Regions from separate parts of the Homo sapiens genome. Here all the other regions are linked to region 2. Evidence: read pairs that join two places in POLR2A ChIA-PET (ENCODE). Cell type or tissue: K562. All regions are shown on one strand. Links, peaks and the distances in the headings refer to the core of each region. The heading gives the core; the rest is flanking DNA. Region 1 overlaps LINC02615 (long intergenic non-protein coding RNA 2615). Region 2 holds the start of LOC101927259 (a long non-coding RNA gene). Region 3 has its middle 120 kb from the start of LINC03140. Region 4 has its middle 39 kb from the start of PGRMC2.

Region 1 (7,636 bases), core at 1-5,000, 81 kb before region 2:
AGTAGGTGAGAGAGGAGTAGATTAGTATATAGGGTTCCCAGCCTTCCCAGTACAACCATGGACTCAGAGTTGGGGACACTAAAAATGTACATGAAGTTTATGATTTCACTGGTAGAGATGGCCCACAATGCCAGTTTGGACAGGCATTACTCTAAACGTGGTGGGGAAGTCAGGAGACATCTACTCCAAGGCATAACCTCTAGGACAGTTTGTGGGGTATCAGGGAAGGATATATCATTGGAAAGATTTCTAGTTGCCATACACAAATAATTGGGCTTCAGTTTAATGCATAATTAACTGTTCTCAGTGTGTTATTAGTTGGACAATTGGATTATTACATTATTTACATTAGTGTTTATAGGTAATCTGAAAACAAAAATGTGAATATAATATGAACTACCTCAAAGATTTGTCTCTGCTTAATAGTTTTATTTCAAATTTGTATATCAAATGTTTCATTACCCTTTTTTCATTTTATTTTTTAGCTTTCAAAACAAATTAGCAAGAGGAGGAAAGAGGAGAGGGAGAAACTGTGCACACCACCAGAATGTTATAGTAGGCGATATCATGAAAGCAATGTTGGAACTTTATACTCAGGTTTTGATTGTGCATCTATCTCTTTGTTGTCTTATCCTTTATCTTCATTTTTACCAAGTAATTATTGACCATCAAATGCCATTATGGTACCAACTTAAGAAATGGATGTAAAGAATTCTACAGGGAAAAAAAGCACATTGTCAGTGTATGAAATTTATTTAGAAGACAGTTACAGACACATATAAAAATGATAGCAGCTTATGTTTGCGAAGCACTCACTATATGCCAAGCACTTTCTGTTAGCTAATAATAATATTTGCTCATTTAATATTAGCTCACATAATAATATTAATATTATTAGCTCATTTAATCCTCTCAACAACTGTCTAGGGTAGGTACTATTATCCCTATTTTATGGACAAGGAAATTAAGTCAACAAGAGATGAAATAATTTGTTTACAGTCACATAGCTAGGAAGTGGTAGAGTCATAAGTTGAACCCAGGCAGTCTGAATCCAGAATAATAATAATAAAAAAAGGTATAACCAGGGTGGAAACTTATTTTGCTCTTTTCAGGTTTCCTAGACTTTCCATCACCACCAGTGAATTCTGAGTGACAATAGTGTGGAATTTGGAAGAATGGAAGAGAAACTGAAGTGGAGAGATGGTGAAAGAGAAGAAAAAATGAAGAAAGATGCTTGCAAAAATACTGCTGTGGGTCCTGAGATGAGGATTCTGGGAGGGTAGGTGTGGCAATATCTCCCATTCTGTGCTTACCTGGGCCTCGACTGGTACCAGCAGACAGGGATGGGCAGTCAGTTAAGGAGTGTGGCTAGCGACTGTTGTGTCATGCATTGCACTGGTTTTCTGCTCCTCAGGCTGAAATGGATGCCCCTGACAGCTCCCTTTGAGTTCCTGTTCATCTGAAGTACACCAGCTTTCTAGATATGCTGTCACTTTCCTTCTGCAGAGCCACAGTGGTGTCCTGTCTTCTCAGACCTCTTCTCACCTCAAATCACTTAGGACTCGGCCACCAGACAGATTTGGGATTTCAGAACTTTTCAGATGTTAGAAAGGTAAATGGTATATATTGCATATGTAGTATTTCCAGTAGAGTCTGGGTCAGCACCTCATAAGCAAATGTATTAATATTTTGACCACAACATATATGCATCGTCATCCTCAGGTCAGTAGTGACTATGTAGAACCTCATGTCAAAAAGGTCAGATTTTTTGCCACCTATGGAGTTTTTATGTCAAATATGTGAAAAACTTTTGGTTGCAGGGCTTTTGGGATTTTGGAACTGAGGATAAGGTATTGTGGACCATATCATTACCAGTTCCTTCCTCTTTCATCAAGGGCATGAGCATGAAGATGCTGACAAAGCTGTTCCTACACTTCCTGTGCTGGCTGGGAAGGGATCTGATTCGGGCTGAGCCTTAAGAATCACAGTTCCAAGCTTTCTTCTCATTCCAGATTTTAGTCGGGAAAGTAGGCATTCTGGAAGTAGAGTCCGTATCTATACTTTATATGTTCCCCTTAGGTTTGATGAGCAAAAAGTAATAAAGGAAACACAAACTCAGGAAAGAAAAGATTTTTCTAGGAAAGATCTATTTACACTACTTAGGCCTCTACCCTTCTTCCCTTGGGAGTTTCTTAGCTTAGCTTGGAAGATCACAGATTAAAGTACAATATAGCAAGTATTATTAAAAACAACCTGTAAAACTGCATTATCCCAAAGATTTAGCAGCTAATTTTCTGTTGCCTTTAGTTCTCACATCATTTTTTTTTTCAGGGTATAACCTTCTTTAAATTTTATGCCCTGCTCTCAAATTCCTTCTGGGTTTAATGACTAATCTCTTTATTTGTGTTTACCCTGGTGAAGCCTGTAGAAAGAAAATCATAAATTAATGGCATATATTTGCAGCTATAAACGGGACAGATTCAGAAATATACAAACATGCCTAGTAACCAATTTCCTGAAATTGCAATGCTCAACTCCCAATTAACCTTAGAATTTACAAGTCTAATCAAATGGCCCAGTCCATTTCCATTGAAAAGCTGTGCACTGTGTATAATCTTTCACTTGACCTAAATCTGTAGTAGACTTTGGGAAATAAACTCCTTTGTGGAGCCAGTTGTTCTATTGGATGAAGTCAATGTCCCTTTTTAGGAACTTGAGCTACCACTTTATGTACTCTAAGACACAGTTTGCAAAGGACCAGTCTGCCATACCCCATGCAGGAGGAGGACTGTGTTGGCTCCCACCACAGGGTGTGTTCTGTGGTAATGGAAGGCTGTGCTGAGTCACTTACACTGTGTCCCTGGGTCTTCCTTAAGGACAGTGTATGGTTTTAGAAGATAATAGTAGCAAACATTTATCTACCACCTCTCTAGATCAGCTAGGCATTCTTTTTTTTTTTTTTTTGACATAGAGTCTCACTCTGCCGGCCAGGCTCGAGTGCAGTGGCATGATGAACTTAGCTCACTGCAGCCTCTGTCTCCCGGGCTCAAGCAATTCTCCTGCCTTAGCTTCCCGAGTAGCTGGGATTACAGGCGTGTGCCACCATGCCTGGCTAATTTTTGTATTTTAATAGAGACGGGGTTTCACCATGTTGGCCAGGCTAATCTCAAACATCTGACCTCAGGTAATCTGCCCACCTCGGCCTCCCAAAGTCCTGGGATTACAGGTGTGAGCCACTGTGCCTGGCCGGGTATTCTTCTAAGCCCTTTCTGCTGTGAGCTCATTTAATCTTCTTAACAAACAAAGGGGCAGGAACCATTATAATCACTGTTCAAGAGATGAGAAAACTCAGGCACAGAGAGGTTAAGTAAATTGTCCAATCAGCCTCAGCTAGTGACTGGGGGAGTGGGGCTTTGAACCTGACAGTCTTTCCTAGGATCTATCCACATAACCATGAAGTCACATTGGTTTCTGGGATATTGCATAGCCTATGGCAAAACCTGAATGGTGTGGAGCTTGCCACACGGGCTTCATTAGAACGTACCCTATCCCGGTTGCAGTGAGCGGAGATCACGCCACTGCACTCCAGCCTGGGCAACAAGAGAGAAACTCCGTCTCAAAAAAAAAAAAAAAAAAAAAAAAGTACCCTCCCCCAGGGCTTTTCAAACCTTGGGGCTCTGCAGAATCCCTGAGGGTCATGGGAACAAGAGGCAAAGGAGGCTCTGGACTTCTACGCCCACATCAGCCAGAACCAGTCAGCGTTTTAAATGTTACTTGCTAGCACTAAGAGTTTATCTGAGTAGGGGGCTCTGCAGCTCACAAGAAGCTTAAGAACTATAGCTCTAAACAATCAAGCCAGTTAACTCATACAGGGGTCATACCAGTTGCAAAGGGAAATGAGATGTAGAAACCCTGACCCCAGTGCTGTGTGTTGCTGTCATACTCTTTCTTACTATAGTCAGTGTCATAGTTGTGAAGTCAGTGTGCATTTTGGTGATGACATTTCAGGGCAAACCAGAGGCTACTGCCTAGGTGCCACACGGTGGTGACCAGATCAGGTGCTTTCACAGTAGAAGATGAAAAAGCCCAGCCAATGTCTAGGGAGGGGTAGGAGAGATGAGGCAAAAATGCTCAACATGGTAGGAAAGGCATGAGATTAAAAAAAGTGGTGAACAGAGCCAAGGGCAGGTGCTGAAATGAGGGTCCATACTCTGTGAATTAGATTGTTGAAAGTAGGGCTGGGAGCAGCAGAAGAGAAACAGATTGAAGATGGCAAGATGAGAAAGACAGGATGGAAACTTCCCAAGGAAATTGTAGACCACAGAGGACCCCAGGAAAGAGACTCTTGGGTGAAGAGAAATAAAAAGCTAGGCGGTAATTTTTTTGTTAAAGTTTATGAGATTGGTATATCAGAGTAAAACAAAGGATTACCACAAAGCATTTTACCAAGTACCTCACCAAGTTTTGAATCACCTTGATTAGGTGGTTTCAAAACTGGCTAAGTGAACTTTATCCAAAGCTGCTGCCTACTGGGAGACAGACCATCTTGGAGGGCAGGTATGGCTCTGAACTCTTCAGCCTTATTTTGTAAAGCAAATGCTCTGGGGCTGGCACAGTGGCTCATGCCTGTAATCCCAGTGCTTTGGAAAGCCAAGGTGGGAGGATTGCTTGAGCCCACGAATTTAAGGTCAGCCTCGACAACATGGGGAGACCCCCATCTCTACAAAAAATTTAAAAAATTAGTCAGACCTAGGGGCGTACACGTGTAGTCCCAGCTACTCGGGAGGCTGAAGTGGGAGGATCTCTGAGTCCAGGAGTTTGAGGCTGCAATGAGCTGTGATTGTGCCATTGCACTCCAGCCTGGGCGATAGAGTGAGACCCTGTTTCTCTCAAAATAAATAAATAAATGCAAATGCTCTGACAAGGCTCTGACACTATATGTTACTAAAGAATGATGTTCTCTGATTTGTCCTGTGTGTGTCTATTTCCTCATTGTTTATAGTTGTTAATATGGGATTTCTGGATGAGCCTAGAGGGCCCATGAATCCTCTGAGATTATTATACTAGGAATATCTACTTACTTTTCTGTCTCTCTTGCTAGAATAGGAGCAACTTGAGGAAGTGAAACAAGTCAGAACTGACCAAAGAAAAGTAGTGTACATATTGATCCATGGTTGAGCTATAATTGATTCGTGCAATACTTATTGAGTATCTCAAACATGCTTGCGGTTGAGAACTAGGCACACAGGAAGAGGGATATGAAGAAATTAACAAACAGCAAAATAAGAATTATTGTTGTAATGTGCTTTGATAGAGGAAGCACACATGAAAGGCACCTGCTGTAGCCTGAAGAATGAGAGTTTTCTTTCTGAAGAGGAAACATCAGCTGCTTTTGGAAAGACACATGAGAGTTGGGCATCCTGTAGGAGGCAAGGAGAGGGGGTTCCAGGACAGAGATGAGAAATAGCATGGTGTATGTGCTAAAATGCAAGTTGTTTGGGATGGGGATGGTGAAGGGCACCTGTGAGGGCCGAGGTAGACAGGTCCAGGTGGAACAGGCTTCTATACCATATTAAGAATTTAGATTTTTATCCCCAAATTAGATGTTAATGGCCCCAAAGCCACTGGGGCCATTAAAAGATTGAAAGTAGAGAGTGGCATGATGGAATTTCTATTTTGGAACAATTATGCTGGCAACAGTGTGAAAGATGCAATAGGAAGGGGCAAGATCATGGACCAGGGAACATTGTAGAAGGCCACTACAGTAACTGGGGTGAAAGACTGTGTTGCCGAGTGGGTGCTGTCACTCTGTGTAGCTTCTATTACCACAGGGACGGTCAGCGGGGAGCGGGATCGTCTTAGACCATGAGGGAGGATGAGGTGCTGAGAGCTGGAAGAATGAAGAGAAAAGTGGCCTGATGAGGAGGTGGAGGTGTGAGAAGTGACAAAGAGTCTGTGAGGAGAATGAGGAAGGGCAACCCGAGAAATCAAGAAAAATCAGGAGACAAATCTCCTAGAAGCCAAGAAGATGGTGGTAAACTAATAAGTGATGAGAGCAGTGAAGGAAAAAAAGAACTAGGAGGGCTGGGCGCGGTGGCTCACACCTGTAATCCCAGCACTTTGGGAGGCCGAGGAGGGCGGATCACGAGGTCAGAAGATCGAGACAATCCTGGCTAACATGGTGAAACCCCGTCTCTACTAAAAATACAAAAAATTAGCCGGGCGTGGTGGCATGTGTCTGTAGTCCTAGCTACTCAGGAGGCTGAGGCAGGAGAATGGCGTGAACCTGGGAGGCGGAGCATGCAGTGAGCTGAGATCGCGCCACTGCACTCCAGCCTGGGTGAGAGCAAGACTCCATTTCAAAAAAAAAGAACCTGGAGTGTGTTTATATTGCTGGCAAAAAGAGTTTGCTTTCAATTGCCTTGTTAGCACACCTGTGATCTGACTAAGTTACATCAGTGGGAGGCACAGGATGAAAGGATGCCGGCCTCTGAGACCAACTTCAGTTCTTTGAGTGTTTGAGAAACACTTCAAGTCTTAGCCAATGGCTTTGGTCAACAATGGGTGCCTCATGTTGAGGATGACCCCCTGAGGGCTTTCACTGCAGAGACAAGCCGACTTGTTCAAATCCATTCTCAAATGGTAAAACACAGGCAAAGGTACAACATGCAGAACTACTGCACCATGATCAAAACATGTACTCTGTCACATCTAATGACTTCAGGCCCTCCTTGAACTTTTGAGTTAGCAAAAAAGGGCAAATAAATATGAAACTTGCCTTTCAGTTCTCCTTATGTGTTTTTTAATTGTTTCCTCCTTGGTTCCTCTGCAACAGCCCTGTGGTCTCTGTCTGCATGTTCAGTGCCATGTGGGGTGACCCACACTTGTCTCAGCATCTTCAGGGGAGTTGAGAACAGCTGGCCCAGCCTTCTGTACTTGTCAGGCATATGGTGGGGGAGACATAGCCCTGGCACTCCAACCTCTTCCCTGATTTAAAGTGTCAAAGCATTTTGGAATTCAGGTCTCGGTGTTAAAAACTCTCCATGAACTCTGATAGGCTTCAGTGGTAGTCACTACCTTAGGATGCTGACGAGGAACAACTGCTATCCTGCCCATGGTGACGACCTTCGAAAAGCCCATGAACAGAACTATTTTGAATCATGAGTAGGAAGATTAGGGAAAGGCCGGGCGCAGTGGCTCATGACTATAATCCCAGCACTTTGGGAGGCCGAGGCAGGCAGATCACGAGGTCAGGAGATTGAGACCATCCTGGCTAACACGGTGAAACCCCATCCCTACTAAAAATACAAAAAATTAGCCGGGTGTGGTGGTGGGTGCCTGTAGTCCCAGTTACTCAGGAGGCTGAGGCAGGAGAATGGCATGAACCCGGGAGGTGGAGCTTGCAGTGAGCAGAGATTGTGCCACTGCACTCTAGCCTGGGTGACAGAGTGAGACTCTGTCTCAAAAAAAAAAAAAAAAAAAGAAGATTAAGGAAAAACTAATCTCTGCTATTTGCTTATTCTCTGTCAGAGACACAAGAATTTGTATGCATCTTTTCACCCTCTCCCCCATCTTCTTGCAGCTATTTAAAGTATTTTACAAAGGAGACATTCCAAAAAGGAGCTGTGACTAAAAG
Region 2 (7,650 bases), core at 1,363-6,362:
ACAGTTAATTTTCATCACTTCCAGCTGAAGTTATAGATTTGCCCCCGTCCCCCCTTTTTTTTTTGATTGCTGCAGGTTTTTTTTTTCTTCAATAACGTGCTGGGGAGTCCATTTCTTATAGTAGCACCATCTTGGCTGCAGTGTGTGTCATTCTGCAAGCCCAGAGGGGTTCTTAAACTGAAACTTCCTTCTTGATAGCATTGCTGTCAAGAGTTCTGTCATCTCCTCTAATGAATGGAGTAAACCTGTGAGCATACACACCAATGAAAAATATATAAAGTCAGATCTGTGGTCCCAATATAATAGCAACAAAGATGATTAATTGTTTGTTTTAATGAGGTAACTGGTATTTAATAAGTTATTGATTTTTCTTAGCATCTTACTAAAATGCTTTGGAATGTGAACAAATCCTCCACTCATATAAGGCAGTATATAGATTAGGTATGAATTCATACATTGGGATTCTAGATGCTCTGTTATCTCAGGGCCAGGGCGTATTACCTGATTAGTATTGATTGCACTGTGGCCATCAGTGAATTCTCAAGGCATCGTTTTTAGTCAAGGAAGAATGTTCGGTGTGACCCTGAAATCACTTTGCAGCAGATCCAGAGAAAGTTAAGTTGTTGATGATTCAGTGCAAGTTGCTATGGCTTTAACTCATTGAACTGGATTTAATTTGTACCCATGGCTTCAATATTATTGTTATGCTCAGGAGATGTTCTCTGTTGATATTCTTTTACTTTGTTTTTCTTATACACTTTTCTCTGCCTGGTATAATTTTTCTCCTATTTTCTGCTTTGCAAACTCCTACTCACGCTCCAGGACCCAACTCAAAATTCATTACCTCTGTGCCCTTGTTCCTGATTCCCTTGGAAGATTTTGTCTCCTGGGTCTTCTCATCATCCTCAGTTGTAATGACACTTCATATAGAGTGATAAATGCCAGTAATTCAGTAATTATGTCTTTATATCTTCTCCCTCCTAAACCATGAGCTTCTTTTGGACAGGGCTGTAGATCATCTCTTACCATTGCTTATTCTTGTTGGAGCCCGCTATCCAAGAAGAAGGTTCACAGCTAGCTATGTGTAAATGCTTGCTGCTGTTACACATTTGGTGGATATTTCTTTTCAACACTCAGATTCTGAAACTTCTGGCCCCATAGGATGTAAATGGGCTTTCAAATCCTACGTGACCAGAAGTTTCAGAATCTGAGAAGTATGGGCACCAAGCACTTTGTGACTTCTCCACCACCACGATTTCTGTGGCTTGTGTGGGTCACACTCTGCTAAACACTTGAAATACAAAATCGCATTAATTTCTCACTATGGAGCAAGATCATTGTTATGTTCTCCATTTTACAGATAAACAAAGTGAGACAATAAATAATTTTTTTCAAGGTGACATCACTAGTAAATGGTGGGTCAGGGAGTCAAACCCCGGTCTGTCTGACTCCAAAGCTGTATCTACAAAGTGTACATGAGACACTCTGGAAAAGGCCCACCCAAACCAGGAGCCTGAAATTTCACCTGTAGAGATTAACTTTGAGGGGTCTTGAAGGCTTTACAGAAGCAGCAGGGATAAGAGGGTAGAAGTCATTAATGAAACACACCCAAATGAAATAGAGTATTCTAATACACCAGAAATAGTTGATGAACCCTCATACTTTAAGTTCTTTCCAACTAATTTCTTAACACAGAGCTGATAATTAGAAAAAATCTTTCCTTTAGGAATCATTCATATGGGAAAGAGACACAGAGCAGAGAGCCAACAAGGTGCCACAAGAAAGAGTGTCATAAAGGAAAGTTAAAAAATTTAAAAAATAAAACAAACAAAAACAAAATCCAAAAAGGAAAGTAGAAGACACTAAAGACCAACGGTGGAGGTTAATGGTGGGTGTGGGCAGTGGGAGCAGATCATGCTGGAACAGGCAATAAGAGGTGCACTGCCTATGAGAATTTAAAAACAACAAAACCCACTAAAAATCTGCTGTGGTGACCCTTAACAATGTCAGTGATAAAACACTCCTTCCCAAAAGGGTGGACCACTCCTGCCAAGCCCCACCTTGGTACACGCTGGTCCAACTCTAGGTTATGGGTCTCGGGATTACACCTGCTCTCCATACCAGAGAGAACTGCAGAAGCATCTGAATTCTGTTGTTTTTGCTTTTATAAAGACTCTAACCAGCACTGAGGTAATGGACTACTTTGAGTAGATCAAAATGAGGTGGGGAAATGTGATCCCCAGCTAGAACACTGTAGTGATTTCCTCTTGGTACTGTAATAAATCATCACAAACTTAGTGGCTTAAAACAACGCAATGTATTCTCTTACAGTTCTAGAGATCAGAAGTCTGAAAGGGTCTCATGAGGCTGAAATCAAGGCATTGGCAGGATGGCATTTTTATGGAGGCTGTAAGACCGATTTCCTTACCTTTTCCTGCATTTAGAGGCTGCCTGCATTCCTTGGCTTGTGTCCCCCTCCTTCATCTTCAAAGCCAGTGGTATAGCATCTTCCAGTCTCTCTCTGACTCTGACCCTCACTCTTCTGCTCCCTCTCATACTTATCAGGCCCCTTGTGATTCCGTTGGGCCACCTGGTAATCTCCCTATCTCAAAACCCTTAACTCAATCGTATCTGCAAAGTCACTTTTGCCATGTAAGGTGCTGTATGTACAGGTTCTGGGGAGTAAGAAGTAGACATCTTTGGGATGCATTTTTTCTACCTACAATAAGTGTGTTAGAGTGGAAATTAGAGATAAGGAGACTGAGTTCCAATCTCCACGCTGCCATTGAGGAGGAACGTGCCTTGAGGCAAATCTCAACTCCCGGGCCATTGTTTCCTCCTGGTCCCTATGTAGACCCCGTTAGGATATTCTCTTTGAGAAGTAATGCCTTTTCCTAAACACAGGGAGATATGGCTCCTGCTAATTAAAAGCCAGACCTGTTTTACACACTTACAAACGACACCCTAGCATTTGTTTAAGGCCACTTCTGAACCATGCCATTAGTCCTTCTAATGGCGTTTCTGCAGGTTCTCAGCTGATTTCTGCTTACCATCCTACATTTACTTACACCTTGCCTACAGAGCGTGTAAGTTTTCAATTTCTCATTTTAAATAGAGGACTCCAATTCTATAGCGTGGCTGATGCATTAAATATCCACAGCCAAATTGCTTAACGCCCAGGTTTTTTATCCCCTTCAAATTAAAGCTTTTAAAACACCCAGACTCCATGCTGGCTGAATGACATACACAGACTTTCTGCCGGCTCTGGGGGGCAGGCGATACTGGTTCCTGTCAAGTTCTAAATCTGGATGCTTTTTTATAGTGGAACAACTAAAAGGAATTGCTGCCTTATGATATATAACTACTACTTATTATAGATTGATCCATTTTGCAGCAGGGAGGTGGAAGGCAGGGAGCTGTAGGAAGAACAAGAACCAATCTTAGACCTGAGAGAAAGTAACCTTCTAATTGCCTTTTCCATGACAGCATCGTAAGCTTCTTTCTGGCAGCTTTATTTCACAGTGACCTGCCACACTGCTGTAATTTTCCTGGTGTCACTCATACAGGTTTAAAAAATGATTGGTTTTATGGCTTTTATTTGGGAATTTGTCAAGGTTTCACATTTGTAGAAGCCTTGAAGCAGTGGCCTAATAGTCCATAATTTGGTGTTTAAAGGGATATTGGTGGGTAACCTGCTTGGGCCCACAGGTGCCTACAGTGATCGCATCCTTATGCCTAGCGGGGAAATCTCCATAATTTCTGTTACGCTCCTGTAATCCTTTGCTGTCAGAAAACTCCATTCCAGGTTCCAGCGGACTCCAGTCATCCTGAGATGGGAGAAAACCTTTCAAGCTTTGTGATCAGGTTGATATTTAAAGCTAATTCTCATGAAATGTACTTCAGGTGTTCATAAACCCAGACTTGGGTCAGCGTATTCTGGCGATAGGGATTTACGTACTCCTTTTATGACTCACAGTCTGGAAATGAAAGTGCTGGACTCTGAGCTCTCTCTCTCTCTCTCTCTCTCTCTCTCTCTCTCTCTCTCTCTCCGTCTCTCTCTCTCTTCTAGGATCTCAACGCTGCCAACAGATGTTTTTAAAAGCCTCAGTTTCGAGGACTGTTTTGGCCTCCTGCCCCTGTGTGTACTCCTAGGTTTAATGAAAATTGGTGCCTCCGGAGCTCTCCTCCCGGGGGGGAGAGCAGCTCCTCTCGTGGTGCGGTTGCTTGTTCTCGCAGCCAGAACACACTGGGCCAGGGCTGTTGTGTGTAAACACACACACGCACACACACCTGCTTCATCCCGGCTCCCTTCTCTCCGAGTTGCCTGGGTTGGCCTCCATTTGGAGCCTACCTGCTGGTGTTTATCACAGTCGGTGTTTTCCCCCTTCCATGTTCCTCAGCAAAGCTGGTGCTTATCTGAGCAGCGGGCGATTTTTCTGAAGTGACCTCCGCCGAGCGGGAGATTTATGGTGGCGTTTGCTTTCATTATGTGTGGAGGCTGCCTCGTGAGCTCGCTGCGTGGCTGTCGGAGGAAGAGCAGAACGCTTCCCAGAATAAGCCTCCGGTATTATCTTTGAACATATGTTCTTGATTAAATGAGAAGAGGAAAGTCTCTTCGTTTTTTCCTATTTGGAGGTTAAAGTGGAGGGTTTCTCTAAAAACAGATTGCAGTAAATTGTGGGTTTATTTGAACAGTATGTCAACATTATTTACTCACGGTAAAAAAAAATCTCAAATTGATAGGTTTCTTTTAATTACCTCATCCTGAAAGCTGCTCTCAACAAACAGCAAATATTTCAGAAGCCATTTGGATAAGTCTGGAAATGTTGAATTATTGGAAACCTGCCGAGAATAATACCTTTGAAAATGTTTCCATAGTTCTGAGTATAAGAAAACTTGATTAGCAAACAGCTTGTCTCTGAGCAAACTGGGTATTGCCTTCTGTGATCTTGCTGGCCTCGTAAAAGATGGCTTGCAAGATTTTTGTGTAATACTGATCACACCACCCTGGAAAACAGGTACCTTTCTGGGGCTCGTTATTATTGTCTGTCACTCAGACTAGAGTGACCTTGTTTAACCCCACTACAATAATATCTTCCTCTTGAGTTCTGTCCAGGAAACACAAAAGCTAAATGAAAGAAGATTCAGTAATTGAGTTCTCAGCAAGTCCAAAGAGCTCTTCTAGCAAATCCAGGCCAAAACATATTTGACCAAAGAATGTTCTTTGACTTCATTGCTCGGTCTCAACTAGATGGAAAGATGGGCTGCTGGGCAGAATCATTCCTAGAGCCCAAACCTGTTTGAGGATGGGGTAATTTTCCTGGTGTCACTCATGCAGGTTTAAAGAATCTCAAAGCTCCTAACAGATGTTTAGGTGAATGAGGTAGCTGAGAGAAAGACAGAGACTCATATGTAAGCCAAGGACCCTTATACACATACACCCTTAGGCTCATGTTCTTCTGTAATTTTCTTTTGAGAATTGCTTGTGATGTTTGCCTTGTGTATGCATGCGTGTGTGTGTGTGTGTGTGTGTGTGTGTGTGTGTGTGTGTGTTGAAGGGATGGATGAGTTGGCAGGGGTAGGGGGTATGGGGCCTATAAATGAGAGATTGGGGTGGGTGGATTGGGGACCTACACACTATGATTCAGTGTGGGCCCCAGGTTCCCAGGGCACATCCCATACTTTGGGTAACATTTCCTGCACCAGCATATAAAACTGAGTTTACTCCTTGGGATACTTCTAAACTGAGTATCTCATTAAGAGTATTTCATCTGAAATGGGCATATGCAGGCTTGATTTTAGGACTGCTGTATAAGCTAGTAAAATGTACTAGTTGTTAATTATTGAAATATCCATTAGTTGGTAAATCACTGCATGAGACCCACTGAATACTCTACACCACCCCAAGTGTACCCTGGCCTTCACTTCTAGGACCTCCTCCCTGGCCTCCTCTAAATCCAGGAACTAAAGACTTAATGGCCAGCACTTTGGGGGACCTCCAGGGCCTGATTTGGCACTACAACTGGCCCTTGAACCTCATCGGCAGACAAGAATTCTGAATGTAGGCCCCGGGTATATGTACAATTGTCAGGAGCCTGAGCCTCAGAGCAATTCTCCTGGTGCCTGCCCAGATGTGGACCCTCAAGGCAGCCAGAGCTCCTAGCTCCCTTGACCATGGCTTGGGTTTATATAGAGGAGGTCAGGCAACAGAGACTTGCCAGGGCAGTGTTCCCGGTCATGCCAACAAAAATCACTTTTTAAAAGAAGTTCTGAGCCATTGGGAGATCAAAGCTTCTTTCTTTCTACCCTTGCAAGTCATTTCCTCCACATACCAGTGTGGAATCCAGCAGCCTTCACTGTGGAGACCAGTGCAGAAACAGAAGATGTAATTCTAGTCCCAGCTCCAGCACTTAATACCTCCATGACCTTGGGCAAGGGACTTAACCTCCTCACACTGCAGTTTTCTCATCTGTAGAGTATTGATGTTTGACTCAATTCCTTCCAGCTGTAATAACAAATAATTTTGAGTCCTTAAATTTATGTTTACTAGCCCATTCACCCACCCTGTCAATGGATATGCCAGTAATCTTCAAAAAGAAAGATATCATCTGCTAACAAATAATGTTTTGAACACAAGTTAAGGTAAGAATGATGCCAACTGTCCAGTGCAGTCTGAACAAGGGCACTGACATGCACAAGATGAGGCTGGCTTGCCCCCCTCCTGTTACCACATCAGTAAACACATATGAGCTCTCCAGCTGCACTCGGTTGATGGAGCATCACACTAATGGGGCCATGACCATTGATTCAATTCCTGCTCACTTAAAGATAATTTTAACCATCTTTAAAAAACATGTTGTGGCTTATAAAGGGCCCCTAAAAAGTAGGTTATTTTCCCTATTAATAATAACAGGTCAATGCAAATCCATTATTATTATTAGGGGAAATAATCTCAACATATAAGCATCAATTACATAAACTTCAAAATTAAGGTGACATTACATTATTAATGGTATGTATTTGGAATGTTTTTCATTCTTGACTCATTTTGAGTATTGGTAGCTATAATTTATACATTATAACATTTCTTTAAGATTTTCTTTGGTTTCTCAAATTGTAAATTTTTTATATCTTCAGGGTAGAGAAGGGGAAGGAAAGGTTCCATCTCTTACTTTAGAATAAATATCAGTTATAACTTAGGAGCTAGTATACAGAAATGCATTTTGTAGATTTTTATTATCAAGCTCTTCACTACATGGAGATTATACTTCTTGATGTTACACTATAGGCATCAATGAAGATGACTAGGATAAAAATACGGTGATACTGTTGTTTGCAATTGGGAGGATTATTGTTTTAGACTTGTTAAGGACAAAAAATCAGTGCTTTTCAGAGAAGTTTGAGTTCTGGCCTGGCCTATGTGTCTACATGATTCAATGACACAGTCTTGATAGACAAAACAGTTGTGATGGCTTTGGGGGTCACTCTTGCTGGTTTTTAAGAAAGTGAATTCTGAATGTGGATTCTCTTCTCATTCACCTCTTTCATTTTGGCTTCCCTTCTTATCCCCGTAAACAAAAATGCTACTGGACTCAAACTCCCAGCTCAGTTTTAGGAATTGTGGCCACTTTTTTTTTCACAAGCAACACT
Region 3 (7,650 bases), core at 1,271-6,270, 130 kb after region 2:
CATAGTAACTTACACTTTAGAAAATGTCCTGCGGGAGATTGCTGGGTCCTACTGATTGTGCGGATGCCAGGAAGACAGAGGTGACTCCCAGGTTAAGATGAGAACCTAGTGTAGTTTTCTTTTCTTTCTCTTCCTCTTTTTTAATCTTCCTTCTCCTAATTTTAAAAAATTATGACATACACAAAACAAAACAGAATAGATCAATGAACCTCTGAGTTCTCATCACCACTTCACAAACTTTGGACAAACTTACATCCCCCCACCAACCCATCCCCTGCCCCCACATAATTTTAAGGAAAATTCTAGGCATCATATGATTTCATTTTTGACTAAAAAATGACTTTTACATGACCACAACATTCTTACCTCACCTAAAAAAAATTAATAGTAATTCCTCAACACCATTGTAGGAGACAAGATATGCCACTCCAAAATATGTCTTTTTGTCATAAGGATTATTTTGAGAAATAGCAGGCACAAGTGAAACTCTAAAAAGAAAGTAGAAATTACCATTTTCTTAGGAAAAATTTACATTTATAAAGCAAATCTCCATTTGTAAGGGTGTCTCCTCGGTATCAGGAAGAGGAGGATGACAAAATTACAGAAAAACTCTTGTCAATGGGAAAGTCACTGACTTAAATCTTCGTAATAAACCTTACCCTTGTTTTTCATGCTTTTCTCAGTTACCTCCCCATAACTGGTCCCAAGAGACTTCTTTCTTTGTTCAGCAGAGGATAATAGCTAAGTCTGAATTCAGAGACACTTAAATTTTTTTTGGAGAGACAGGAAGGTATACATATTGCTAAACTGATGTTTGTTTTTCCTTTGTTAATCTCTTTTGTTACAGGGGTGCATTCCAATTAAGAACTCAGAAGGGTAGAAAGTTACTTTTCCTCCTCTACATCATCAAGTATCTTGTCAATGATTGCATTTTCAATTAGCTTATAACTGTCTTTTTTTCTTAGACAGGATCTCACTCTGTTGCCAGATTGGGGTGCATTTGCGCCATCTCAGCTCCCTCCAGCCTCAAACTCATGGGCTTAAATGATCCTCCTGCCTCAGCCTCCCAGCAGTTGGGACTACAGGCATGCACCACCATGCCCGGCTAATTTTTAAATTTTTATTTTGTAGAGACAGGGGTCTTCCTACTTTGATGAGGCTAGTTTTGAACTCCTAGCCTCGAACTATCCTTCTGCCTTGGCCTCCCAAAATGCTGGGATTACAGAGAGGGGGCTACTGTGCCTGGCCTCTTTTTTTTTTTTTTTTTTTTTTTTTTTAACACATTTTGTTGTTGTTTGAATCAGGATCCAAATAAGGGTCGTACAATGTGAGTGACTGATCTTTCTTATGTCTCTTTTAATTTATAGGTTCCCTTTCCGTCTCTTCTCCCCCATTGTGGTGAGTTTTCTTAAAGGAGGCTTGCACTGAGGAAGTATACATAAAAACAGCACTATCTAATAATTATAAATGTAGTAATAACTACTTGATACAACATAAACTTTTTAATCAGCGCTAATATGAAGTAATTTACACATGTTAACTCTTTCATCCTCACAACAACTCTGTGAGTTAGATTCTATTGTTTCCCAATTTTGAAGTTGAGGAACTGGGGATGTTACTGATGGCAAATCCTTATGGGTCTACAGCAACCTCAGTTCTTGCCTCCTCTGAAGAAAGAATTCAACTGAGGGGCATAGGCCAGAAGAAGAGACCAAGGCAAGTTTTAGAGTGGGAGTGCAAGTTCATTAAAAAGCTTTAGGCTGGGCACGGTGGTTCACCTGTAATCCCAGCACTTTGAGAGGCCAAGGTGGGTGGATCACCTGAGGTCGGGAGTTTGAGACCAGCCTGACCAACATGGAGAAACCTCGTCTCTACTAAAAATACAAAAATTAGCTGGGCGTGTTGGCTTGAACCCGGGAGGCAGAGGTTGCAGTGAGCTGAGATCATGCCATCGCACTCCAGCCTGGGCAACAAGAGCAAAACTTCGTCTAAGAGAAAAAAAAAAGCTTTAGAGCAGGAGTGGAAAGAAAGGAAAGTACCCTTGGAAGAGGGTCAAACAGGCGACCTGAGAAATCAAGTTCATGGTTTGACCTTTTGACTTGGGGTTTTATACGTTGGCATACTTCGAGATCTTGTGTTTCTCTCCCCTGATTCTTCCCTTGGGGTGGGCTGTCCGCATGTGCAGTGGCTTGCTAGTACTTAGGAGGGGAGCATGCACAGTGTGTTTACTGGAGTTGTATGCATGCTCACCTGAGGCTTTCTTCCCTTACCAGCCAAATGTCCCTAGGAGGTCATATACCAGTTAAACTCTACCATTTTGCCTCTTAGTGTACATAGGTGAGCCCACTCACCCAATTCCTGAGATCTTATTGTCACAGTCTTGTTGTTCAAGGTATCCCCGAAGTTCTTTGTCCCACAACCAAGAAAGTTAAGGAGTGTGGACACGAAGGGTGAGGTTAGAGCGAGAGTTTAATGAGTGAAAGAAGAAAACTCTACCACGGAGAGGGAGCCCAAAAGAGGAATTCCATTTCACAGCTGAACACAAAGTCTTTTATAAGAAACCAAAGAGGGCTGGGCATCTCATTTGCATAAGACATGAATTTCTGGTAGCTCCACCCCATCCTCCTAGTGGGCATGTGGGCCCTTAACTTGAGTTACTCCATATTGCTTTGTTCCCCTTACTGTGCATGTGTCAGGGGATGGAATTTTCCATTGAAAGCATGTCTGGGCAAGTCTCCTGTGTAGCCTTTCTTATCTACGTGGCTGTGGACATGTCTTAGGCAAGCTCCCCTGTGCAAGTTCCCTTATCTGTGCCCACAGCTTGATTTTTCATGCTGTTCTTTTGTTTGAAAGAATTTTGCTGAGGACTCACCCTAACTGCCTGCCTGACCAGTTTCTTCCTTCCTCCTCTCTCATTATCGGGAAGCTATTGATCACCAGTTTCAGGTTTTTCCTAACTATTGGGAGACTGCCTTTCCCTGGCACCGGCTGTGACCAATTACTCACTGCAAGCTCCATCTCCTGGGTTCCAGCAATTCTGCCTCAGCCTCCCGAGTAGCTGGGATTACAGGTGCCCACCACCACACCTGGCTGATTTTTGTATTTTTAGTAGAGATGAGGTTTCACCATATTGGCCTGGCTGGTCTTGAACTCCTGACCTCAAAGAGTTACACATATTAACTCTTTCATCCTCACAACAGATCTGTGAGTTAGATTCTACTGTTTCCCAATTTTGAAGTTGAGGAACTGGGGTTGTTACTGACCTCAAGTGATCCATCCACCTTGGCCTCCCAAAGTGCAGGGATTACAGGCCACCGTGCCCAGCCACAATTATTATTTTAGAGAGACAGTTAACAACTGCCTGGCCATCACCTGATGGTTGCCTGACATTCCTGGTTGGGGGTTGTGGGGCCCTCTCATACCCTGTTCATGCCTGCCTAGCTACCTACTGTAACAGGTGCACAGAGAAGTTCAGTAACTTGCCATATGACACATAGTTTCTAAGTGGTGTGTCATGATTTGAATCCAGCTCTTAGTCACACACTGCTTCTTAACAGCTAATGTTTATCTAGCACTTACTAGTGCCAGGCACTATTCTGTGTTTTATTTGAGTTAACTCACTTAAACTTCACGACATTCCTGTGAAGTCAATAGGATCATGGTCCCCATTTTGTAGATGGAAGAGTCAATACACAGAATTGAAGCCTCCTCTCTACCCCCTGAGATTACAGTACAACTAACAAATAGTGGAGCCGAGATTTAAAATCCACATGGTTTCCTGCCACAACCTGGGCTCTTAACGTACTTTGCTTTCTTTGAGAGTAGCACATTCTCAAAGAGCTGGAAAACTAGGTTAGGATCTGGAGAATGTCTGAAGAGACTCAATATGAAGTTTAATTTTGGAGCTTTTCCTAGGATTATGGGGACAGTCATCTTTAGCAAACAGCTTACAAACTTTCCCTCCTACATTGCAGTTTTTTTCAGTTGAGTCTGACCAACATGGTCTGGAGCCTGGACTCCTTAGTGAGTCCCCACTGAGACTGAAGAGAAGTTAGTAACACCATGTGGACAGAACTATATAGATTTTGGGTCAGTTAGGATGTACTGGACAGGTGTGGTGGCTCATGCCTGAAATCCCAGCACTTTAGGAGGCCAAGGCAGGAGGATCCCTTGAGCCTAAGAGTTGGAGACCAGCCTGTGCAACACAGGGAAACACCGTCTCTTTAAAAATAAAATAAAATAAAATAAAAATGCCGGGCGCAGTGGCTCACGCCTGTAATTGCAGCACTTTGGGAGGCTGAGGTGGGTGGATCACCTGAGGTTGGGAGTTTGAGACCAGCCTGACCAACATGGAGAAACCCCATTTCTACTAAAAATACCAAAAATTAGCCAGGCGTGGTGGCGCATGCCTATAATCCCAGCTACTAGGGAAGGCTGAGGCAGGAGAATCGCTCAAACCTGGGAGGCAGAGGTTGCGGTGAGCTGAAATCGCACCATTGCGCTCCAGCCTGGGCAACAAGAGTGAAACTCCGTCTCAAAAAAAAAAGAAAAGGAAAAAAAGAAAAAAAAGAATGTAATAAGAAGGGTCTGTGGAAACACAGCTCCAAGACTCGGGAGACTCATCTTTGTCCCAAAACTACAGAAGGAGGCCCTTACAGGGAAATGGCAGAGGCTGACATTTATATTACACTTTTTGTGCCCTCTTAGTTCACCTTTGGACCTCATTTCTTGCTTCTGCAGTGTACAAGAGGAAAAATAATTTTTTCACTACCCTCTAAGGTTATTAACTAGGACTCCCTGTAACAAAAGACAGATTAACAAAAGAAAAACAAACAAAGTTTAATAACATGTATGCCTCCTATATATATGGGAGATACTGAGGGAACTCTCAAAGATCAAATCTCCAAGAATAAATCTCTAGAGTAGATCTCAAAGGAGCAGTTGAAACTTTAGGCTTAAATATTAACATTTATTGAAACAAAGAAAGGATGTAGGGAAAAGGCCGGTTATGGTTAGGGTGAGATGGTCAGGAAAAGTATGATAAACAAGGGTAAGGTATGTTAAGCAGATTTAAGTCAGTGCCTTCTCCATCTAGGAGAGCCTCTAATGATTTAGTCATCCTTCTCCTCCTGATATAGATTGGGAGACACCCTTATGAATGGAGATTTCCTTTGTAAATATAAATTTGTCTTACAAAAGGGTAACTTCTACTCTTGTTTTGAGAGCTTCTCCTATGTCTGTGGTTTCTCAAAATAACCAGCTGAAAATAATCCTTGTGCCAAAAAGGCATATTTAGGGGTGGCATATTCTGGTCTCCTACAGTTATATATTGAATTGGCATGCTCTGAACCCCTTCAGCAGACATTTCACCATTCAGAGCCAAACTTTGGAAACCATGCTGTCATTCTGAACCTTATTCTCTTCTTAAGTCCGTACTAAACATGAGTTCAAGACATTTAGAAATGACTTAACTCTCTTCAGCCCTGGAAAACCAGTTAGTGCTCAGCTGCAAGGCTGTCTACGAGAGATAACACTGCTTCAAACAAGACCAACTCAAAACATCTCTTTTTCTTGGTGTGAAAGGGAGGAACTGTCAAGTCTATAATTTTATTGCTATCCCATCATTGCATTTTACATTCTTTCATTGTTTTTCTTCATTTGTCTCTTGCAGTTTGAGTACTTGTAAGGATTTTTATGGGCAAGCAATGGCTAGACTCATGTCCTTAGAAACTCTGCATAGTCAGCCGTAGTCTAGGCAAACCTCAGTCATGGTTTTACATTACAGCAGATTAGCTGAGAGGGAGATCTGCCTACTTTGGAGGCTTGTTTGAGTCCTGGAACTTGGTCTCCTTTTACAGATGTTAGAAAAGTCTGGAGCCTCCCAGGCCAAAAAAAAATCATTAATGTTTTTGGAAGGAATTAATATATATTTACTTGAGCTTGGAATTGTTAATAGATAATTATTTCAAGGGCCCAGCAAGGTGGATCACTTTGGGAGGCTAAGGCGGGTGAACTGCTTGAGCCCAGGAGTTTGAGAACATCCTGGGCAACATGGCAAAACCCCACCTCTACTAAACATACAAAAAATTAGCTGGGCATGGTGGTGCATGCCTGTAGTTCCAGCTACTAAGGATGCTGAGGCGGGGGGATTGCTTGACCCTGGGAGGTCAAGGCTGCAGTGAGCCATGAGAGTGTCACTGCACTCCAGCCTGGGCAACAGAGAGAGACTCTGGCTCAAAAAAAAAAAAAAAAAAAAAAAAAAAGAAAAGAAAAGAAAAGAGAAAAAAAAAATAATTATTATTTTTAAATTAAAATCATGACTGTCCTACAAATATAAAATGTACAAGTGCCAAAGATTTTATGTAACTCCTTTATTAATGAGAAAACCAGTAAGATGTCACAAGTTTAAAGAAAAAATTGGAAGAACAGACACACACGTATATAGGCAATCACAAAGGATGAAATAAAATTGCTAATAGCTGCAAAACTTGTTAATAGGCCAATAAAATGTAATGGCTGGAATCATCTTTTCTACAAGGGAAAAATCAAATGGATCTCTATTGGACAAAATTCATTTGCATCTCTATGGATAAGGATCATTTGCATCACTATCCGTTTTCTACAACTTACGGAGTTGTAAAGTAGCCTAGTCAAAGGCAGTGAAAGGCACAGACCTTTATAAAATCAGAAAAGCCCCAAGGGTCTTCTAGACAAGGCCTATCTTTTCACTGAAAGGATATTCAGTAATCTTTTGACCATTCCAAAGTCTTTCACAATCTTTCTGAGAGATTTGTTCTTATTTTTCAAATACAGCAGCCAGGCAGGACGATTTTGTTAACAGATTCCTTAAAACAGTAATGATGTTTACAGAAGATCTCCATTAAGTGGTTACCACTTTCCTACCCTATCTCCTTTTTTTTTCCCCTAATATGTCTGTTTGTTTCAAATTATCATCACGGAAGATTTGGTACTGGAGTAATGCAGAAAATATTAATATTACATCCAACAAAGCTTGACTCAAGAAGAGCTAATAAATTGTTGCCATATCCCTGTTAACAGGTGGTTTACTCCTAATACTTTCAAACCACTTACTAAAAGTTGACTAACTACTCTGCCCCACTTGTTGCCTGCAAAGTAGTCTCAAAACCAAGCAAACCAGGGGTTTCTCAGCATACTTTATTTTTATTAAATAACATTGACATTTGCTATATCCAACTGTAAAATAAAGACATTAGCCAATAGATAGTTCATACGTCTGGAAAACTCACTTTCTTTCTCCCTATTTTAATGACAAAGAACATAATTGGGATATGAAACTTAACCCCTGAAGTTTTACATGTTAACCCTGATATCTCTTCCCAGACTCCAGGCTCTAGTCACAACATGTTTTTTCCATGTCTGGCTCCTGACATGCTTGGGGCAGTGTTCCATCTTCCTGGCTCAAAACTTCAACTGTGCCAGCCAATACCTGTTCCTTCCCATTCATCTGGATCTTCTTTTTCATATTAAGGGAGGAGACCACCCCTCATATTGTCTTATGCCCAATTTCTGCCTCCAAAGAAAGAAAAAGTAAAAACTAAAAGGAGGAAATGAAATCCACAAGCAGACAGCCCAGCGCCACACCCTGGGCCTGGTAGTTAAAGATCGACC
Region 4 (7,650 bases), core at 1,454-6,453, 230 kb before region 2:
CTCATTTTCCAGTTGCCCCAAAACTTTCTGCTCTGAGACCCACTATGGCTCTTCTTTCTGCACCTCTCACCTGGTGAAGCGACCTGTGGCCCCACTGATGCTCAGGCTGTGACAGTACTGCAATGAAAAGAGAGACCAGGGTCTGGAGGTCCCAACAGCAAGTAGTGCTTCTAGAGAGAACTCCTCCCCAGCCAGCACTGCTCATTGAACAGCTTACAACCCATGATGAGCTGTTTTTCTAGGAGGCCCTCTTCCATTCCCCAGGCCCAAACGCCTCTGTGAGATATGGGACTAAACAATGACCCACACCTCTTGGCTAAACACTCTGGATAACACTGGTTACTCAGCTTCCTCTAGCCTTCCAGGACAGCTCACAACATACCCCACATTCCAATAACCTCAGTGCTAGAAGTCCACACCTCCTAGATCATTATCGCTTGTCTCAACACTGCTTTTTACCTTCCCCACTCTATCTTGTTTATGCTGCTCTGCAATCTCAGACTCCTCCACTGCCCTCTATAATTCTTGGTTTTCCATTACCAAACTTTTCTACATCCCAAAACTGCTCTCTGAACATTTGCTTCCCCTTCTTCCTCTAACTGAAACTTGGCTGTTCCCTGAGGAAATTTCTTTCCTAGAAGCAGTTTCCTCCCAAATGGAAGATGTCTTGTCTTTCTGTCAGAGGTGTTCGAGCTAGAGTGACTCCATCATGAGCAGGGGCTGGATAAAATGAGGCTGAGACCTACTGGACCACATTCCCAGGAGGTTAGGCATTTGTAGTCACAAGATGAGATAGGAGGTCAGCAGGACTGGTATCACAAGATTCAGGCAAAACAGGACACCATAAAGAAGCCAGCCAAACCCCACCAAAACCAAGATGGCAGTGAAAGTGATACCTGGCCATCCTCACTGCTCATTATACACTAACTGAATGCATTAGCATGCTAAAAGACACTCCCACCAGTGCCATGACAGTTTACAATACCATGGCAACGTCTGGAAGTTACCTTATACATTCTAAAAAGGGGAGGAACCCTTTTTGGAACCATTCTGGGAATTGTCTGCCCCTTTCCCAGAAAACTCATGAATAATCTACCCCTTGTTTATCATATAATCAAGAAATAATCATAAAAATAGCCAACCAGTAGCCCTTGGGGCTGCTCTGTCTATGGAGCAGCGATTCTTTTGTTTCTTTACTTCACTCATGAACTTGCCTTCAGTTTACTCTGTGGACTCACCCTGGATTCCTTCTTGCACAAGGTCCAAGAACCCTCTCTTGGGGTCTGCATCGGGACCCCTTTCTGGTAAACCTTTATTTGGCTGTAGGTAGAGTAAGTATCTTTTTTCTTCCTATTGATCCTTCCAAACTATCTATCCTTCTTTTGACTTTGAAAACCCTAAGTCTGTTGAGTTCATGTCTTCAGACTTTACCACCTAATCTCTCTTCTAATAGTTGTCATCTTTCAGAATCTCTTGCTGTCTCTCATCATTCTTTGATGACTTTATCATCTAGTTTATTGTATTTGATTTCCTCCATTATTCCTACAATCCTGTTGGTTTTGCTGTCCTTGTAGATTATCCACCCAGTACCCTGGTCTCTCAATTTCTTGAACTTCTCTACTTCAAATATCTTCACTCCACTGCAACCAGCCACTGCCATTCTTACAGCCACACCATAGACATTATTAACAGTCAATACCAATAGCCTTTAAAATCTCTGGACAGCAATCACTATCCTGCTGTCTGATTATCACATTTTGAGTCTCTATCTCACTCCTACCAGTTCCCTTGGAACTGTTCTTTGACCCTATAGGGACATTCAATCCATTGATCCTGCTGATTTTATTTTTTAATTTCCCTAACTTTCATATTGTTATTTATCTTCTTGTTAAGCTAGCTTCCATGGTCTGGCACTTGAGCCAGATTCTTGCAGAAAACCTGAACTTTCTTGTTTTCCTTTCTCTCCACTGAACACATCTGAAAAAACTCACCCCTTGTGAAACCCAGTTATCCTCCTATGCTGTAACTACACCTGAGAAACTAATGTTACTAGAGGAAATTCATACAACCATGATGACTGGACTTGCCTAAAGTTTTCCACTGTAAATCCCAAATGGAATCCAATGCTGCTAGATGATGCTGTTTCACTTCCTTGGTACATTCACCCTCCTACACTCTAGGACAATCTTTCTTCTAAAACCTCCATTCTTTCATCCCATTCACTCTCAGCCAATAACCTCGGCCAAGGAAATGTAGCTAACTTAGAATTGCCTCATCTTCCCATCACTAAACCTACCAATCTACTTGCATCTGTACCCTCCATGTATTTTATGTTTCTTTCTGAACACTGGAAGTAGTGTTTCTACTTCTGATGTCCAGCCCCTCTGTTAGCGTCTTAGATCACATCACATCCACATTTGTTTACTCAAGGACCTCAATACTGGAGTTACCCTCTCTCTTCTTAATTATTGTTTTTTTTCATCATGGAATTATTCCTAATGATATACAAACATGTTTTATTATTAATCATCCCTTGAATCCCATGATTTGAGGGAACCTAAAAAAATAAAATAAAATAAAACTATATCTCCCTTGACGTCACATCATCCTCATATGTTTTATTTCTTTCCCTCTCTTCACAGTCTTCAAACTATTTGTTTATACTTTCTGTCTCTACTTTCTCATTTTTTTCCTTTCATATGCCCATTCCAAGTACACTTTTTTGTACCCACCACTCTGTTGAAATAGATCCTATCCAGTTTATCAATAGCATCTAATATAGTGGTCAATTTTCTGTCTGAATCTAATTCAGCCTCTCACTAGCATCTGACACAGTTGATCTCTCTTTCCTTCTTTTTTTCATGCTTAATGATGTTTATTGTTTGCTTCACAAATGAAACATGTTAGTCAATAATTCTGAAGTTATGATTATTAATAGATAATGAAAGCCTATTCAAAATTCACTTTACTCTTCAATGATGTAACTTTTCATTTGGAAATTTCTCTGCAGTCTCTCAATAATTTACACATGGAGATAATTGAATATATGACATGTTTTGAAGGGTAACTTCTAATTGAGTAGATACATATCTCCTTTTTTGAAACCCTTTCTTCTCTAAGCCATCACATTTTCCTCCAGATTTTATCTGATTTTCCTCTGGCTTCCCTTTTCAGACCTTTGCTTGTTCTGGAAAGGGAAACCAGTGAGGTAGGAATAAAATCTTTACTGCACTTCTGTGTTGGAATGTCCCTGCATTGGGAGCACAGACTCTGGAGTCAAATTGCTTGAGTTTAAATTCTGATTCTATTACTTCCTAGCTATATGACCTTGAGAAATTTATTGTATCATTTCCCTTTTTGAAAAATGAGGAAAAATCATAGTACCTGTTTCTTAGAGATGTGGTAAAGATTAAATGAGTTTGGCTGGGCACGGTGGCTCACACCTGTAATCCCAGCTCTTGGGAGGCTGAGGCAGGCGGATTGCTTGAGCCCAGGAGTTCAAGACCAGCCTGCAACATGGCAAGACCCCATCTCTACAATTAAAAAGTCGGGTGTGGTGGCCTGTACCTTTGGTCCCAGCTGCTCAGGAGGCTGATGCTGGAGGATCACTTGAGCCCAGGAGTTCGAGGCTGCAGTGAGCCATGATCATGCCATTGCCATCCAGCCTGGGCAACAGAGTGAGACTATCTCAAAAAAAAAGTAAATATAGACCATCTTAGTGTCTGTTTATAGTAAATGCTATATTAATGGCTATACTAATGGTAGCTATTGTTATTTCCCAAGCTTTTAAATTTGGTGCTGAAATGGAAGGGGACTCGCCTTTTGGGTTATGGAGCTGGAAAATGCCAGTTAATGACTGCTGGTAGTCCTTTCCCTACCATGTGGAAAAAGTCTGCATGAGACGAGATTGAGGTTAACACATGAAAGGAGTCAAGAAAAAGGGAGGAGTATAATAGTCAACATTCTTGATTATGAACAACAGATCCATTCCAAATAGTCCAAAAATAAGCAAAAGTGGATTTATTAAAAGATATTAGGTAGCTCAAGGAATTTCCAGAATTGCTGGAAAACAGGCTTGATAGTTCATTGCCATGGACATTGAAGCTAAGAACACTGGCTGATCTTGCTGAAAAATTATACTGGCAAAAACATCATTCCTACTACCTGTTGCCAATTGATATGGCACCAACCCTGAACCTGAAGCCATAATCTGTGTTGCTGTTGCCCCAAAAGAACTAGATTCCTTGACCACTGTCCTTGTCAGGAAATCAATCTCCCAGTGTGGGGCCATCACTGATTATAACTCCCCTCCACATTCAAGTCTCCTGTAGTTGTATCTGTTTGGCAATGCCTAGATCATACACCTTTACTCTAAATGCAAAGAAATCCAGTAAATGTAATTTTTTATATTCTACTTTTAGAAGAAATAATTCACAATATGGAAAACTATAAAAATGTGAAAATGTTTTTCAGCAGCTATAAATAATATGTTTTCAATATAGATTCCTGTGGTAGAGAGGGGGAACTGTTGACTTCATGTGAAATCCTTGGATCCAGCTGGACCTAAGACTACTCTTTGGAACTTCATGTTTTATGAAACAATAAGTTTCTTCCTTTAGTTGAGAGAGTTTGAGTTAGCTTTTTGTCAGTTCTATTTAGTGTTATTATTAATGCAGCTTCCAACCTTTCTGATCCAAGGTTCACTACTGCAATATCCCCATAATTGGTCTCTTGCCCCCCATACCCACCCTTCTATCTTTTCTCTTCTCTAGAGTCAGGTAATTTTTCATAAATATAACTATTTATGTCATCCTTCTGCCCAAAACTCTAAATGGCTTTCTGTTGCTTTTTGATGAAAACCAAGGTTCCAACATAGTATATACTCTCTATAACTGGGCTTTGTTCACTTTTTCAGGCTTAACCTTTTTGCTGATTTTTCTGCTCAAGTCTTGCTGGCCTTAATTTTGTTCCTTAAACATAGCAACTTCTCATCTTATCAAGGCCTTCAGACAGGCTGTTTCTTGCCCCTAGAGAGCTCCTTCCACTCTGTCATTCTCCCTTATCCTCCTACTGCTCAATCCCCAGCAATCTCCTCTTTATCTTTTGTCTTTTGACTTAGATGTTACTTCAAGAATGTCATTAGAATGGGAGCTCTTTGGAGCCAGGGAATTTGTCTGTTTTGTTCACTGTTGTATGCCCACTGCGTAGAGCAGTGAATGTTGAATGAACAAATGAGGGAGGAAGGGTTTCATCCTCCCAGTCCGTGAGATTTCTTCTTACTTTCCCAGCATGCCCAAAGCCTGTAATTTTTTGTTTAAATCGGCATTCACATCAAAGCACACTGCTATAGTTAGGATGTTTGTCCCCCAAACCTTGAAATTTGATCTCCAGTGTTGGAGGTGGGGGCCCAATGAGAGCTGTTTGGGTCATGGGGGCAGATTCATCATGAATGGCTTGGTTCCATCCTCACAGTAATTAGTGAATTCTCGCTCTGTTAGTTCCCACCAGAGCTGGTTGTTAAAAAGAGCCTGGTACCTCCCTCCCCTCTCTCTCTTGCATCTTCTCTCACCACGTGATATCTGCATGCACTGGCTCCCCTTTGACTTCCACCGTGCACTGGCTCCCCTTTGACTTCCACCGTGAATGGAAGCAACCTGAGGCTTTTATCAGATGCCCAATCTTTCAGCCAGCAGAACCATGAACCAAATAAACATTTTTTTCTTTATAAATTATTCAGTCTCAGGTTTTCCTTTATAGCAATGCAAATGGACTAAGACAGAAACTATCAACAGAATGAAAAAGCAACCATGGAATGGTAGAAAATGTTTGCAAATCTTATATCTGATAAGGGATAATATCCAGAGTATATAAAGAACTCCTAAAACTCAACAATAACAACAAAAAATCCAATTTAAAAATGGGGAAAGGACTTAAATAGACATTTCTCCAAAGAATGTATACAGGTATCTAATAAATGTGAGAAGATGCCCAACACCACTAATTATTTGTAAATGAACATCAAAATCACAATGAGATACCACTTCATACTGGCTATTATTAAAAACAAACAAACAAAAAACCAGAAAATAACAAGTGTTGATGAGGATATAGAGAAATTAGGGCACTAGGACATTACTGGCAGGCATGTATAATAGTGCACCCTCTGTGAAAAATGGCATAGTGGTTTCTCAAAAAATTAAAAATAGGCTTACCATATGATCCAGCAATTCCACTTCTGGGTATATTCAAAATATTGAAAGCAGGGACTCAAACAGATAATGGTACAACAATGTTCACAGCAGCATTATTCACAATAGCCAAAAGATGGAAAGAACCCAAGTGCCCATCAATGGATGAATGGATAAACAAAATGTGATATTTACATATAACAGAATTATTCAACCTTAAAAAGTAATGACATTCTGATGCTTGCTACAACCTGGGTGAACCTTGAAGACATTATCCTAGGTGAAATAAGCCAGAAACGAAAGGACAAATATTGTATAATTCCACTTGTGTGAGATATCTAGTGAAGTCAAATTCATAAAGACAACAGATAAAATGGTCAAAAGAGGTGGGGGGCAGAGGGAAAAGGAGGATTATTATTTATTGGGTACAGAATTTCAGCTTGACAAGATGAAAAGGGGTCTGGAGATGGATGTTGGTGATGGTTGCACAACAATGTGAATGTGTTTAATGCCACTGAACTGCACACCTAAAAATGTTCTAAAATGGTACATTTTTGTTATGTATATTTTACAATAAAAAATGTAAAATTAATAAAAGAAAAAATGTAAAATCTATATTTTCTGCTAAATGTAAGTTTAATTGGGGCAGGAACCTTGTCTTTTTCACTGCTGTATCCCCGGCATCTAGCATAGTGTTTGGGGCATAGTAGAATCATTTGTTGGAATTGAATGAATGCCCGAAGTTGGGGAGAAACCAGGTTTCCATTCAGGGAATATTGGACAAAAGCCAACGTAGCGTTTTGTGGCATATCTCCTGCTGTGCTTCTCAGAAGTCACTAAGCCAAATCATAACTTCTCAGGATCTTAGTTTCCATGTCTAAGATTTGGTGGATAGTCTTTGACCAACCTTTTGGTGGGATTCTTGAGAGAACTGAATGATGCACTCTGGAGGGGATCTTGTAGTACATGGAATTACTCAGCTGCCTTTTGCATGTGTCCCAGTCCTGGGCTCTTCCCTGAGGTGCCCAGTCACCCCTGTCCTTGCTGCCAGTCACCATCCACCCCTTCTCCACCCCATACGTCTCAGCTGCTGCCATTCTTTCTCCTACGCTGGAGGCACTGGGGCTGCATTGTGCTTTAAAACGATGGACCATAAAGCCTTTGTTAAGTTGCCCGTACATCCTTTATGTCTCTACATATATCAGATTGTAAGCCCCCAGAGGAGCAGAGCCAAGTTGTTAACTCACATTCACGGTTCTAAATTCAGTGCAGTGAGCAGATCGGGTTTATCCTCATGATGATGAAGAGGAATTGGAAGACTTTTCTTCCATTATATCGAATGCAGCTACTGAATTTTATAGGGTCCTCTTAGAATTTTCTGGATGGTTTCCTTTTTTTCACTTGAATACCTTATTCCCCTGGAGTGAAATGCATAGAGATAGAGAGGTAAATGGTCTGAAAA

What was found. ChIA-PET counts read pairs that join two places held together with the same protein. Peaks named below come from ENCODE experiments on the same cell type or tissue, not always from the same donor. Only the 100,000 strongest peaks of a DNase experiment are listed, where the experiment ranks them.
Region 1: POLR2A ChIA-PET joins it to region 2 with 7 read pairs; 8 of 35 experiments call an interaction of 5 or more read pairs at or near these places.
Region 3: POLR2A ChIA-PET joins it to region 2 with 5 read pairs; 4 of 35 experiments call an interaction of 5 or more read pairs at or near these places.
Region 4: POLR2A ChIA-PET joins it to region 2 with 5 read pairs; 3 of 35 experiments call an interaction of 5 or more read pairs at or near these places.

The regions. Positions count from the first base shown.
Region 1 is chr4:128,468,938-128,476,573 of GRCh38, forward strand. LINC02615 (long intergenic non-protein coding RNA 2615) reads left to right here. Exons shown (of 9, transcript NR_125882.1): 3 at 1,113-1,279; 4 at 1,415-1,612. Among named protein-coding and RNA genes, the nearest start is that of LINC02615, 45 kb to the left of the region's middle. RefSeq lists an enhancer at 603-1,802. In K562, for the core only: no CTCF peak of the experiment used is centred there; a DNase peak (open chromatin) is centred at 2,854.
Region 2 is chr4:128,549,011-128,556,660 of GRCh38, forward strand. LOC101927259 (a long non-coding RNA gene) reads right to left here and starts at 4,543. Exons shown (of 3, transcript NR_187927.1): 1 at 4,352-4,543; 2 at 2,429-3,416; 3 at 1-245. RefSeq lists enhancers at 4,143-4,332, 4,353-4,422. In K562, for the core only: CTCF peaks have their summits at 4,061 and 4,494; DNase peaks (open chromatin) are centred at 4,211 and 4,341; H3K4me3 peaks cover 1,022 bases.
Region 3 is chr4:128,683,518-128,691,167 of GRCh38, forward strand. No RefSeq gene overlaps it. Among named protein-coding and RNA genes, the nearest start is that of LINC03140, 120 kb to the left of the region's middle. RefSeq lists a silencer at 1-91 and enhancers at 614-1,353, 2,093-2,831, 2,282-3,481, 2,832-3,569. In K562, for the core only: no CTCF peak of the experiment used is centred there; a DNase peak (open chromatin) is centred at 5,504.
Region 4 is chr4:128,322,861-128,330,510 of GRCh38, forward strand. No RefSeq gene overlaps it. Among named protein-coding and RNA genes, the nearest start is that of PGRMC2, 39 kb to the left of the region's middle. In K562, for the core only: no CTCF peak of the experiment used is centred there; no DNase peak of the experiment used is centred there.